Regions from separate parts of the Homo sapiens genome. Here region 2 is linked to region 1. A link is a loop called in an ENCODE intact Hi-C map of the cell type or tissue named here. Cell type or tissue: A673. All regions are shown on one strand. Each heading gives the region's core, and the rest is flanking DNA. Links, peaks and the distances in the headings are about the cores only. Region 1 overlaps PAX3 (paired box 3). Region 2 overlaps PAX3 (paired box 3).

Region 1 (6,751 bases), core at 3,567-6,066:
GTCATCAGGTGGAAAAGAGAACACGGCATCTTTATTGGTTCAGTGTCCCTGGAGTTAGGTATGGGAGAGAATTAAGGTAAATACGATTTTAGCTTAATGGTGTAGTAGTTTCTAGCTTTTGGGAGACTGTGTTCTCAGATGTTGTCTCACATTTGTAGAGTTGGTAGAAATTCCATTAATTTGATTAAATTTAATTTTTTTTGAGACAGAGAGTCACTCTGCCACCCAGGCTGGAGTACAGCGGTGCAATCATGGCTCATTGCAGCCTTGACTTCCTGGGCTCAGGTGATTCTCTTACCTTAGCCCCCCAGTAGCTGGGACTAAAGGTGCATGCCACCATGCCCAGCTAATTTTTTTTTTTTTTTTTTTTTTTTTTTTTTTTTTTTTTTTTTTTTTGTAGAGACAGAGTTTTGCTGTATTGACTAGGTTAGTCTTGAACTCCTGGGCTCAAGCCATTCTCTGGCCTCAGCCTCCCAAAGTGCTGAGATTACAGGCATGAGCCACCGCATCTGGCCAAATTCCATGAATTTTAAATGAATGCTTATTCTGCCTTACCACAGAGCCTATGAAACAGACCAGCAAGTGTTTTCTAAAGAGTATGTTCATTCTTAGACTTTTGCAAGCCTGTTCTCCATTTCCCCATGATTACCAGAAATACCTTTCCTGACATTTACTCATCAGTATCACAGGTAAATCAGTATCACCAGGTCTTTTCAGTTGGTTCTTTTCTTTATCTTAAGGATGTACCTTCCTTCACAAGAAAAGGGCAAGGAAGCGTCTTTTCTGTAGTCTTCAGACATTTCATAGATGCAATCTTATGCTATTGACTTTAGGCAGCCACAGAAATATTTGCTTACATCATACATAGTGTGAAAGAAAGAAGAAATTTCCTTGTTGAGCTGGACAACCATTTTCTTCCTTTAGCAGATCAGAATGTCTTCCCTACATGTTGTTAGAGTGGTAGGTAGAGGGAAAACTTTTAGGGAAATGGGAATATAGTATATATAGACCAACATTCCTCTGCTTGGGAGAGGCAGAGTTGAAGCTCTTTTCACTAAAAGGCAGTATTTCTAGTTTATTATAAGTGATTTGTGAGTCTCAAATGGGACTGTGAAGTTAAAGGTCACTAAGATTTGCATTTATGAATGGTTATTAGGGTGAATCAGCCTTGCATTTCCTTACATGGAAGTTCGGTTTACAGGCAATTAGAGAGAAAATTTTGAATGCCATATCACTGAAGTATTGTGAGATGCCCAAACATAGAGCTTTTCTCTTTCTATATTTAGAATCCCAAGTCTCAAAGGGTCAAGTAATATTTAGCAAAAGTATCCTAGAGTAGTCATGAAATGAAACCAAGATACACGTTTGATTTTCCACAGTCATGTTCTCAGACTGGATTTTGAAACAGTGATAGGTTTGAGCACACGCGCTTTAGAGGGCTACAGTGGTTGTGAGAAATTTCCTGAAATGAGAAGAGTTAACAGCAGGTAATGTCATTCCTCCCAGAAAGAGTTTGAGGCTCTGTGTGTTAAGTGATGAATGAGGGTATCTGACCCACATCTGTTTTACATTAGAATGGAACATTGCCCTGACATCCTCAGGAGCATTTGTCAAGATTCCCTGGACAGAGCTTCTGTAAATTACATGCTGCAAATGTGTCAGGGTCAGATAAGAGGATATCATTAACTCCCCCAAGTTTACTCAGGACTCTGTCAGTCCCTCTTAATATGCTAAGGGCCAACAATTTTCCTGAGCTGTTTTGTTATATTTTTCATTCATAGAAAAAAAAAATATTTGCTATAGTCCCCCAATATTGCACATGTTCTTTTCCCATAAATCATATTAATTGTAGACATGGTCACAAAGCATATTAAATGCAGGCATGCGTAAATGAATTAAAACATATGAGAATTTTATTATGCCCATGGTGGGTCTAACATAGTCAAATACCAGTGGTATTAACTGGCATGCTTTTTCATTTAGGTGGAATGAACTTTTTCTTAATGGGCTTTACTGATAATAGATGGACGTGATATGGTCATTCATCACTGGCTAGAAGTAAACTAGAAGTTATATATATATATATATACACACACATATATGTATATATATACATATACATATATACACACTTTAGAGGGAAGGCTAGAAGCCTGAAAAACCCTTTATATCATACAAAATCATAATTCACAATGGTTTTTTAAAAAAACAACTAAATGTGCATATTAAATGTTAAATTAGAAGAACATCTGCCTAGTTAAGAACAAGTATCTATGGTTATGCAACTCATTTCTGCGCTAATTCTCTGTCTAGATTTATATTTTAGTCATCAGTCCGTAAAGAATATTGCTATGAAACTTAACACTTAGCTCTATTGAGCAATAGGTATTCAAAATAATTGATAAAAATAAGCTATCTCTGTGATTGGTCACAGGGCTGGAGATGAAACATACATAATCCCTTAGAGTTTAACTGAGACAATACTTACTGTACTCTTTACAATGAAAACATGGAAATGTATGCTGCATATGAAGCACACTTGTCTGGCACTCATACTTTTTCATCATGCATTAAGCACAGCTACTTGTAAAATGTAGGCTAAGGATTAAAATAAAACATGCACAGGTTTTCTATCTGGTTAGGTAAAGGTCAGTCTTGGCCTTTCCCTAACTCTCAGGATGGGTGAGAAGGTCACCACACATACCTTAAGAGAAACTTCTGCCTTCAGGCAACTTCCCTCTTACAGCTTTCAAACAGACAGGACCCAAAATCTAATTATTTAGATGCTAATCAACTGCAGGATAATTCCTAAGGCATTTGAATCTGAGGACATTTTCAGGAAAGTCTCTGCTCCTTAAATTTAGGTTTTTAACCTCAAAGATACAGTTACTGAAATTTAACCATTAGATGACTCCAGTAACACCCACATTGGCAAAAAACATTTGGATAAACATTTGAACATTTTTGATTGGTTCCGAAAATATATTATATCTAAATAAAAAAATATAGTCAGTAGATTTTTGGAGGAAAGGATGGAAGAATAAAAAAACTCTTTATGTCATACAAAGCTGTAATTCACATTTCTTTTTTAAAAAGAACAAACTAAATGTGTATGTTAAATGTTAAATCAGAACACCTGACTACTTAAGAACAAGAAAGAAAATAAAGACGTGAACCAAGAATTCCTACTAAAGAAAAAAGAAGCGCCTGGATGTGCACCATAATTTACTGAATCATTTTAGATTTCTGATAAGCTTCAGGCACTTTCAACTGATGGGAAAACCATAATGCTTGTGCCAAGACAAATATTTTCCAGACATATCATTTTAAAGGTAAATCTTAATTTGGCCCATAGTTTTTATCTTTTTTATTTAATCTTGCAATAGGAAAATTAATTCAAGAGAAATATGGCATGGAGCAATTGTAAGACTTAGTTTTTCCTGAACCATATAATCTTCCAATCAAGATATAAACAACCTATTTGGAATTCTGAAACTTGAGAATGAGTTTAAAGAGATCTTCAGAAAATGTCTCTCTAATAATGCAAAAGATGGAGGAGCTGCTAGGAGAAACGTGGACATAAATTCGGAAGCTTTGAATTTGTTTTTAAAGGCTGTTCAAAGAACAATTTAGAAACAGTATGTGGAACACATTTCGGAGGTAACAATTTAGAAATCTGCTCAACAGATTTTTTTTTTTTAGATGGTTCACAACTAAAAGTAAAAAGAAAGAGTTCTCCTTGCTTCCTTTTCTAATGAGACAGAGCAGAGATCTTTATTAAAGAAAAACTCTTTCTGGTCATTGCATCTCCTGGATTTACCTGGCATTTAATGAGTGTGATCAGTGTTCAGGAGACAGAACTGGGTAGCCTTGAATTTGTTTCTTTTTCTTTGAAATTGTTTGTCAAAACTAGGCAATCAAGCTTCTCTCATACCCCAAATTAAAAAAAAAAAATTGGTACAAAATGCCAGCCCTGTAGTAGAAATATCTTACTAATGGTGTAAGGGGAGGGCAAAAAAATCCACTTTACAACAAATGAAGATTTGATTTTAGGCTTTGAATTACAAATTTGAAGGAATTTGTAGGAAAAGCGTGCATAAAAGAAATTCTGACATTATTCTTAAAAAGAAAATGTGACTGGAAGACATTCCATAACCATATTGGATAAGTTCAAAGAAGTTCATTTACCAACTTCTTTGTGCACAGAAAGAAATTTCCATAGCTTCCCTTGAACCACATGAAACGCAAAATAGCTTTTAAAGAAACATACATGAAAGTGTAATGGAACCCTTCTACAGAGATTTGAGGTTTTAAATTATGTGAGGGGAGAGTAATGCATTTTCTATTGATGTCCTCACTCCCCCCACCAACACACATTTTTAAAAACTGTAAAACAGTAGGTTTTTAAAATGGTGTATATTTCTCAAGTTTTCTCAGTGTGAAATATTGAAATAAATCACATTATAATTATTTATTAATCGCAGTTTCAGGCCAAATGTAGGAAAATGTTAGTGCTGTATTCCCCATCCTTTTAAGATTCTTGAGATTACGATTATAATATGTGACCATCACAGTGGAAATAAGAACTTGTGAATGTCTGTCTTGGGGGCTCTATCAGGGAAGTCAGAGGAACAAAAGATAACTGGTCTCTGGTCCCCTCTATGCTCTCACATCAGCCCCTGCAAGTATTGGGCTGCTGTGCTGAGTGCTGTGGCTAAAGGAGATGCCCTCACTAGCTTTCTGTGTGTGACAATAGTGACACACAGGAAGACCCTGCAGGTGTCCTTCCTATTTGGTCATGTTTTGGGAAGTCTTAAAGCTACTCAGCCCTGGAACCTTTGAGGAACTATCTTTCTATTGCCCTAATACGGCTCTGCAAACAGGGTATCTTCTCCACCCTTCAATAGATATACTTCAAGGTCTTAAGAGTTAAATCCTTTCCTAATGAATTTTCTAACGCAGCGACTGCCAAAAGTTGCTTCATGAACAACATCATAAGCTGATTTTTGCTTATAGGAAGGACATGTTTCTTCTCTTCTAGGTCCTTCTTGAGTTCCCCCATCCCCTATAATTAGTTATTGCTGCCTTCAAAGTTATGCAAACAAAAAATGTATGGCAGGGGATTTTTTTAAAAAGTTTATCACAAAAATGTACATATAGCTCATGGGAAAGTGTGCATGTTTTGAATAAAATTCTGCTCTGAGCTCATCAAGTATAACTGTACATACAGCATTCCATTTCTCCCTTAAAGTGACATACCATTGACTGAATTTCAAGTAAGTATCTTCATGAAGGACAATATTAATTTAGAGTTTATTTTCCTTTTATTTAGTGCCACTGGATATCTTTCCTCTCTGGACTGATATAGTTACAAAATTGCTTTTTCTAAGATTTCGAATTTTGCTTAACACAACTTATTCATGGTAAAATATTTGCCCTGTGCGATTATTCCCTTTTATTAAAAAAATCACATTTTAAAGTGTTTTTATGTTCATGTCCAATCTCACCCATCAGGATCACACACGAAAATGTACTCCTGATTTGAAAGGAGTGTGTTTGGCACCAAACAACCTCTAACTTAAAGACTCTTTTCTTCTAAAAGAAATGTCTAATTTGGGCTGAAATTTCATAAATAATAAACTAGTGTATCAATTGAAGTTCATGAATTTTCCAAGTATACACTTATATAGAAATCATCTATATAAGCTCAAATAAAGGCAAAAAGAACCCATATAGATGGAAAACATATCCAGGAACTAATTTAAATGCATTCTTAGTTATGTTCAAGTTCTTTTAAGTAGTGAAATGAAGAAATTGCTATAAACAATGCTGGGTAGGGCCCTAAAAGAACCCACATTCTAGTGATTTTCCATCTTCCTGGAATTGTCAATCCTATTGATGCTTACTTTATTTTGTGACTTTCACTTTCTCCAAATCCCCAATAAAACAAAATTGGGCTCTGCCACAAATGATGTTTTGTGTGTTTTTTTTAAAAATATAACTAATTTTTAAAAATTGTAAAAAAGGATGTTTTACCACATATCTCAAAAAATCTTAGATTCCTGGGATGTCTTTCAAAATGTGGGCTTTGCTGTGTTGCTTTGCCCACACCAGCCCACCTTCCCATGTGTGTGCATAGACAATAACTCAAATGAAAGAGAGACAACAAAATGAAAAACAGGATTTCTGGGGAAGGCAGGGACATCCGTTCAAATTTTCTGTTAAAATGGAGGAAGAGTGGATAATTGATAATCCACAGAAGGTGGATCTCTTTTTCTCTGTCTTTTGGGGTCAGCTGAAGATGGATCAGCTCAGAGCTTTAGTTCAAGAAGATTTTACTTAATCATAAGGATTATGCAAACCCTTCCCAAAGGGAATTATGGGATCCTTGTTTTTGGAATCTGAGTTGAGATGCTTTCTGGGAAGCAAAACTAGACCCGCCCCCCGCCTCACCTGCCTCTCAGATTCCTGCCTTACTGGAACTCCTAGATCCGAGGTTCTATTGCCTGAATTATGAGAGTTATTCTGCAGTTAGCATGAGGGCTTATAGTCAGGGCTTGGTTGTCATTTCTGCCCTCTCCTCTTTCTCTTATTTGCACACTTTAATCTCTGTAGGCTTCACACTTCCTAAAATAAGACAGGACTGTTATGGAAATGTTGTGGAATTGTTGGATACTGCATTTAAATACTTTGTAAGTAGATGTGTCTTCGGGGGGGCTCTTGACCTGGCGTTAGATTTCTTTTGCAATTG
Region 2 (6,751 bases), core at 456-2,955, 86 kb before region 1:
CTGATGCACACAAGAAATCAAAGACATGTCAAACCACAGCAGGTTGGGCAGGGAGATGCTTCCTTTGCTTTATGACAGAGGCCTCCTATGGACTCAGCCTAAATCCTCTTTTTGGAGAGGTGCATTTTTCTGCCTTGGTCTCTGAGAAGACACCTTGGCTTTTATCCCAGGCCTAGCTGCAGAATAGAGGTGCTGAGAAGGGAGGAAGGCAGGGAGTCAGACAACCCCAAACCAAATGTGCTCCTGTGGGCAGTGGGGAGAAGAGCCCAGAGCAGTCACAGAGGCTGGGGACTCACGGCTTTGCTACTTGTTGCTGGAGGCTCCGGCGCTGGCAGACTGGCTGCTCTCTCGCAGTACAGGCGACTGAGGCCCAGGAGACAAAACGTCCCAAATGAGCTGGTCAAACATTTGTACAACTTTTCCAGCTTTTACAAAGAAGTCCTTCTCTACACAATCTACACTTGGAGATGAACTTGGGAGACAAAGCCTGGAGAGTCCATTGAAACTCACACTTTAGCTCAGCCCAGACAAAGCTCCAGCTCGGAGCAGCTTGATGTGAACAAAGGAAGGCAACCTTTTTATAATTCAAGGAGAAAAGAAGAGAAAACAGCACCACAAAAGGCTGAGAATAGACATTATGGGCTTGCAATGAGGGATGAATTATTCAATGAGCCCCAATAGCTGCTGCGCCGGGAAGTTTTATGGACTCTTCAGCGTGGAAAAAGTGGCCATTTCACCTACAAAATGTTTCTAGTCTTTTGGGCTGTCTAGCTGGGCCGGCTGCTATTCAAGGGCAATTGCTACATTTTTAAAATCAGAGTATTCTCCCCAGTGGGGGCTGTGCTGTTGGAAACACACACACACACACACACACACACACACACACACACACACACACACACACCTTGGAGGCTGAAGCCTGATTTAATTTGGGGTTGTCAAGGAAGATGCAGTGTCTGTCTCTTCAGCATCTCTAGCTCCTTTTTAGATGAGCCTCGGAGGACAAGAGGGGCCCAGAGAAAGGACAGAGTGAGGTGCAGTTTGAAGTCTAGAAACTTCAAAAACTCCTTTCTGTTGTTCGGGCATCAAAAATCCCAGGCTGCCCGCTTGTAAAATAGAATGAATGTTGATAAAGCGTTCTTAGCGCCCTGGCAGAGGGGGAGAAGAAAGCTGAGGGAGGAGGAACTTTGGGGTCCCCTGACCAGTGTGGTGTATTCTTGCCCTTTTCCAGTTAGTGGGTCTGGTGGGTGCTGCTGAGCCTGGCTTTTCAGGGGAATCTTTGGCCTGAGGTCTGCTTGGCAGACACTAGGACAAAAGGGTTGAGCCACTTTGAATGAGGTCAGAATCACCTCATTCTTCTCTCCAGTGGCTTTCTCCCAGATGGTCCTCTTAACTTTCCCAACTTTCCCTTTTCCCTCGCTCAATTCAAGAGCTGAGCCGCTAGCGGTGCTGGTGCGCTCAGGCCCGCGCTCCCTAACGGGCGCGCGCTAAGCATGATGCACCCTTGCTGGATACATCCCTCCAGCTCCATAGCCCAGGAGAAAGGAGAGGGCTGGGCGGTTCACTAACACGAACCCCGCCCGCTATCCCCAATCCCCCTAGCCCCTGGCCCGCGCTGAGACTGGAGCAGAGGCAGCCGGGGGAGCCAAGTCCTGGCCGAGGCATCCGGGGCTGTGGGCACCGCCCTGCGCAGCGGCCGCTCAATGGGCGCCTCTGTTCCTCCCCCGGCTCGGCCTAGCGGGCCCGCGGGCGCCGCCACAATGGGCTGGGCCCCCACTCCTGTGCTCTGCGCCAAAGCGCCGCGCCGCTCCGCCCCCTCCCCTACTCTCTGGCCGGCTCGAAGCTTAGCTCGCCGGGCTGCAGCCGACTCAATTGCCTCCTTTATGTCCTTCTCACTTTCATCTAGACACAGCCCGCCTCCCCCCTTCTTCTCCTCTTTTTTTTTTTCCTCCCTTGCCTGAGGCTCACATTAGTGAAATTTCTGCAACCTCCCCCCATTTTTTTCTTATTTTAAAGAAAGCCCTTAACACAAAAGCGGTGACTAATCAATAGAAACTGCCCCTTCATCATCTCCTCCTCCTCCTCCACCCCTCCTTCTCCCCCTCCAGCAGGGTGACGCTTTTCCTGTTTGTGAGTTTTGGGAAACATTTTTGCTTTGTGCAGTAATGGAATTAGAGGACAGTTGAGGACTGTAAATGGACACGCGACTGCAAGACTCTCGCTTAAATATTTAGATGCAAAGTTACAATTACTGACTTGTTGTAGCAGCTTTGAAGTGGCAGCTCCGGAGCGCAGGGGGAGAGAGGCCAGATTGCCAAATTGATGTTTTGATTGGGGACTGGCGATACACTCTCATAAGACTTTCCTCCCTTTTAAAATCACAAGTGAGCGTGGGAGGTTTGCAACAATTTAAAAGATCCCACTAAGAGATCTCAAGCATAGGTCTGTTGGGGGCTTATATTCCTTTCCTATCTGTTCCCTCTTATTTGACGTTTACAAAAAAGAGTGCTTTCTTAAAAAATTGGAGAAAGTAAAAGTGACGAAAGCTTTGCTCAAGTTTCCATTTTATTTGTAAGCTTGTCAGCTTTTGTAAAGTTAACGAGGACGACTTCAGCTTTTTGGGGGGGAGGTAGGAGAAGATTAATCAGTTTAAAACGCAGAAAAGCATTAAAGGTATTTGGAGTATTTTATTTCCAGTGAAATCATGAAAAGAGCACTCTTATCATTAAGGGACTGCTGAAATCAAGGAAAACGAAGGGCCGTTTCTTTCCCGGTTAGTGAGCAGGAAGGGCCATTTTGGTCCAAGGTTGGGAGGAGGGGAAGGCGGGGGACGAACTTTCCCATAGATTAAAATCATTGGGTATAAGATCATAGGTTTATGGCATCGGATCCTTTATTCAAGTGGACAGACCAGCCCACTTTCCAAGTCCATTTGTTAGGATCACGAATTTGACTTCAATGTCGTTTCGATTCTATAGAGAAAACTTCATATTTTCTGAAGTCCTTGCAAAACTCAGCAAAGAAATATCATCCATTTAAAAAATATTGGAAGTATCAGAACTTGAATTCTATTAGAACACCACGCCGTGTTCTATTTATTAATGTCGCGGTAACAATTTTCCTGCTGGAACGATTTGAAAGGAAACACCAGAGTTCAGCTCCTAGCTTTTTCTTTTTCGCTTGTTTGGTTTGGTTGACTGCTGTGTGCTTACCTTCTAGAGCTTTATTGAAAACATGCAGATTTTCTAATTAATGCTTGAAATCGTATGTTTATTTTGGGGTTTGATTTGATTGTTGATAGCACCGGAACCAGGACGTAGGGGCTTCTACTGAGTAATAATTACTGAAGGGTCATTTAAAAGTCCCCAGGGCTGAGCAATAAAACCCACCCGGGCGGTGAGGCGGAACCAGTCAGCGCGCGGCGGTTCAGGCGAGTGGAATATGCAGAAATCGATCACGTGAATAGGAGTGTGGCCGCTAAATCCGAATGGCTTCAGCATCCATGAATGCATATATTTTGAGAACAACAACAAAAAATTCTTCCTATGAGACTAAATGTTTAAGTTGTACATAAGTAGATGGCCAATGAAAATGAAAAGCTGCAACAGTAACAACAAACAAACGGTGAGAAATGAGAGTTTGGCTTGGGCTGGAACAGAAAATGTTTTACGTTCGATTGGATTCTGTATGACAGGTAACTTATCTATGAGGGTAAATAAAGATTAAAGAACCATTTAGAATGTACATATATAACTAACAAGACACTAAAAGGCAATTAAGCAGTCAGTTTAATGTCTTATCTCACTGGCTGCTCTGGGGTTGTTTTACAAGTAGGAATTAAAATCTGAAAAGGAAGTTTTCAGCAGCTCTGGCCAAATATTGATTAAGTAGCTGTTTGTTGATACCATTGTTACACATTAAAAGGCCGGGAGCGCGGCCCCTCAGTGGTCATCTTCCATTGTGAGGGGTTCTTAACCATAGAGATCAAAGCGGGATCATTTCAATTTATCTGTCCTGGAAAATCCTTCTTTTCCTCTGAAATCTCTAAGGAGGAATTGACCAAATTCTCTTTAAGAAATAGGAACTGAAACCAGTTACATGTTGTAGGTTTGTAGAGAAGACTCATGGGGTGTTTTTAATTATCCTATCGTGATTTCTTACTTAGAACTGAGGCTATGATGGTGAATTTATCATCAAATAGATTCTCATTTTGGGGGGGTGTGGCAGAAAGCATGGCAGCTACTATCTGCCTGTTGCTAAGTTTCTAAATACAAAAGTTTCCCTAAAATTGTCTTCCAAGCTGGAATTATTTAATGAAAACATAGCAGATTTTTATGTAAAAGTAGGTAGGGAATAATTAAATACACAGGAATCTGAGTGTTATATTGACTACATCTCTCTACACGTGTTTCCATAATTTCTGTGTTTATAGATGGTTAGATGACTCTCATGTATATTTCCAATCCTCTATAATTTAGGAATAGATATGTGTTTATGTGTATGTATGTGCATTGTTAGAGTTTATTTATTACACTAAGAATTATGCTGGCACTAAACTATATTTAGTTGCACAAAATGAAGATATGTTTGTCCTATGGATTGCACTTTCTAAAGTCATCAGAAACTGAGGTAACAGCACAGCCTCCCAGTTGTTGAATGCCAGGAGAAATATTTCCTTGAATCATTTTATGACTCTTTTAAACTGTTGATTTTGAGATGAACTATCCGACTTTTGTTTGTTTGTTTAAGAACACAATATATTTGCATAGGTTTTTCTTTTATTATGAAAGCAAAAATCCTGCAAACGAATCTTTTGGAAATACTATCTCTGTGCTTAATTTGCAAATTCCAACAAATAGCACTAACTGAGGTTGTAAAATTCATGCCAGATTTAGGCTTTGGATATGTAACTGTGCATCATGGATCTGCCTGTGTGTGGGGTTTTCGAATCTCTTTCTTTGTGCTCATTTCAGTACTAAAAAGTTGTGCATGAGGCTTTATTGTTTTATTTTTTACTCTTGTTCACTCTTGAGCAAGATGAATCTTGACATACAGAGCAGAATTTTGGTGGGTATTATCTAATATTTTCTATTATAATCCTCCTATTAATTAATAATCCATCTGTGCTCAAATGCTCTCTGATGTAAAATATTTACTACCAAACATTGCAGTGTAGAACAACTGCCTGAAATAGATTAAGCTAGAAGTTACAGTTAGCTCAGATTTGTTATGGTTCCCATGTCCTGGGTCTAGATATAGCATTAGATAGTTCTTTGTCATATATTTCAAATGTATATTTTGTATACATACAGAGTTCAAGTAACTTTTCTTCCTTGGATATTAGGCCGTGTATTCACACACTGCCCCAGGGACAGCATCTTCCAGCTCCAAGTTGGGCCTGATCTTAGTACCAACTCAAAATTGCTGACCCAAGAACCGGCTGCCTTTAGTTGGGGAATTGTGAAAAGGAATTTCAGACATTTCTGAAGAAAATTCAGGTATTGTCATCTTTCTGGAAGATAAACACCAAAGCAGCAATAGGTATTATAATTCTATAATAGGTGAATAAAAGGTGTTATAAATTCTTACCTTCAATACCTATTTTCTTTCTTTCCTTCCTAATAAAGGTTATTGAAAAGACTAATCCCCTAATGGCCATCCTCTGCCCTGTTGGGAAAGATAGTTTTGTCCCATTCACACCAGTCTTCGGTAGAGCAAGACACAACTCAGCTTTTAGCTCTACCCTACAGTGTTGGGAAATACTGAGCTCCAATAGCATTGTGAGCTTTTACTGGAAGCAGAACACCTCTCCTTTAGGAAGGCTTTCTTCAAATTATCTAAGCTGAGATCATGCTCCAAAATGAAGAGAATATGTATATTTCCAAGTTTTAGTTGGAATATGCACAGTTATCAAAATGCCTGTTTAACATCATAAAACATCAATTCACGAGAGAAGAATTAGAAAGTTCACCATTGTCAAAGGGAGATATGAAAATCATGAAATATAGTTATTGAAGACTGTTGAGGAATAATAGGTGTTATAAATTCTTATCTTCTTCTTTTCCTTCTTTCCTTCCTGACAAATCTTTTTAAAAACCACCAACAGGTAATTTCTGTTGTTGAAGTGGCCATGTGTCTTTGAAAATGAAATTGTATTAAATAAGGGCAACAGTGTTAAGAATTTGATTTGATGCACATTTCTTCTAGGGGAAAGGAAAATCTTGAGAAAGGATTTTGCCTTGCACGTTGCATACAGCAAAGTTCGCACCATTTTACATTTTGCTGCAGGATTTTTTAAGTGAAACAAAACAAAACAAAACACCTCCACTTTGTGGTAAAGTAAGTTGATTGAAGTAGTCTGAGTTTTTATGTCCACCTCTTACTGAGGTGATTGATAAATTACCTTCCCTAGCAAAACAGATTAGAACTCAAGATAGGCAACTATTAAACTGGCTGTGTGTTTGGCTCCTTAAACTCATTCAGTAATTCCTTGACTATACTTTCTTATGTACTTTTATTTGGCCATATTTACTGTATCTGTAATAGTATGTGAATATCAACTGAATTCTGGAAGCCAATTCCCCACGCATCTTGGACCTAATCCAACATATTCTGTTTAAAAATAGCTGATCAAGCCGCCTGGCGCGGTGGCTCACGCCTGTAATCCCAGCACTTTGGGAGGCCGAGGGAGGTGGATCACCTGAGGTTAGGAGTTTGAGACCAGCCTGGCCAACATGATGAAACCTTGTCT

The links. A loop is a pair of places that touch in the nucleus more often than their neighbours do. Peaks named below come from ENCODE experiments on the same cell type or tissue, not always from the same donor. Only the 100,000 strongest peaks of a DNase experiment are listed, where the experiment ranks them.
Region 2: a loop joins it to region 1, with 2.9 times the contacts of the local background. A loop is called at or near these places in 1 of 110 quality-filtered maps.

What each region holds. Positions count from the first base shown.
Region 1 is chr2:222,203,342-222,210,092 of GRCh38, reverse strand. The region is part of intron 7 of PAX3 (paired box 3); the gene reads left to right. Among named protein-coding and RNA genes, the nearest start is that of CCDC140, 91 kb to the left of the region's middle. RefSeq lists an enhancer at 1,194-1,816. In A673, for the core only: no CTCF peak of the experiment used is centred there; a DNase peak (open chromatin) is centred at 4,802; H3K27ac peaks cover 2,098 bases.
Region 2 is chr2:222,286,123-222,292,873 of GRCh38, reverse strand. All of the region lies in intron 4 of PAX3 (paired box 3), which reads left to right. Among named protein-coding and RNA genes, the nearest start is that of CCDC140, 8.6 kb to the left of the region's middle. RefSeq lists enhancers at 1,189-2,102, 2,103-3,016. In A673, for the core only: a CTCF peak has its summit at 1,433; DNase peaks (open chromatin) are centred at 1,493, 1,803 and 2,093; H3K4me3 peaks cover 1,622 bases; H3K27ac peaks cover 2,290 bases.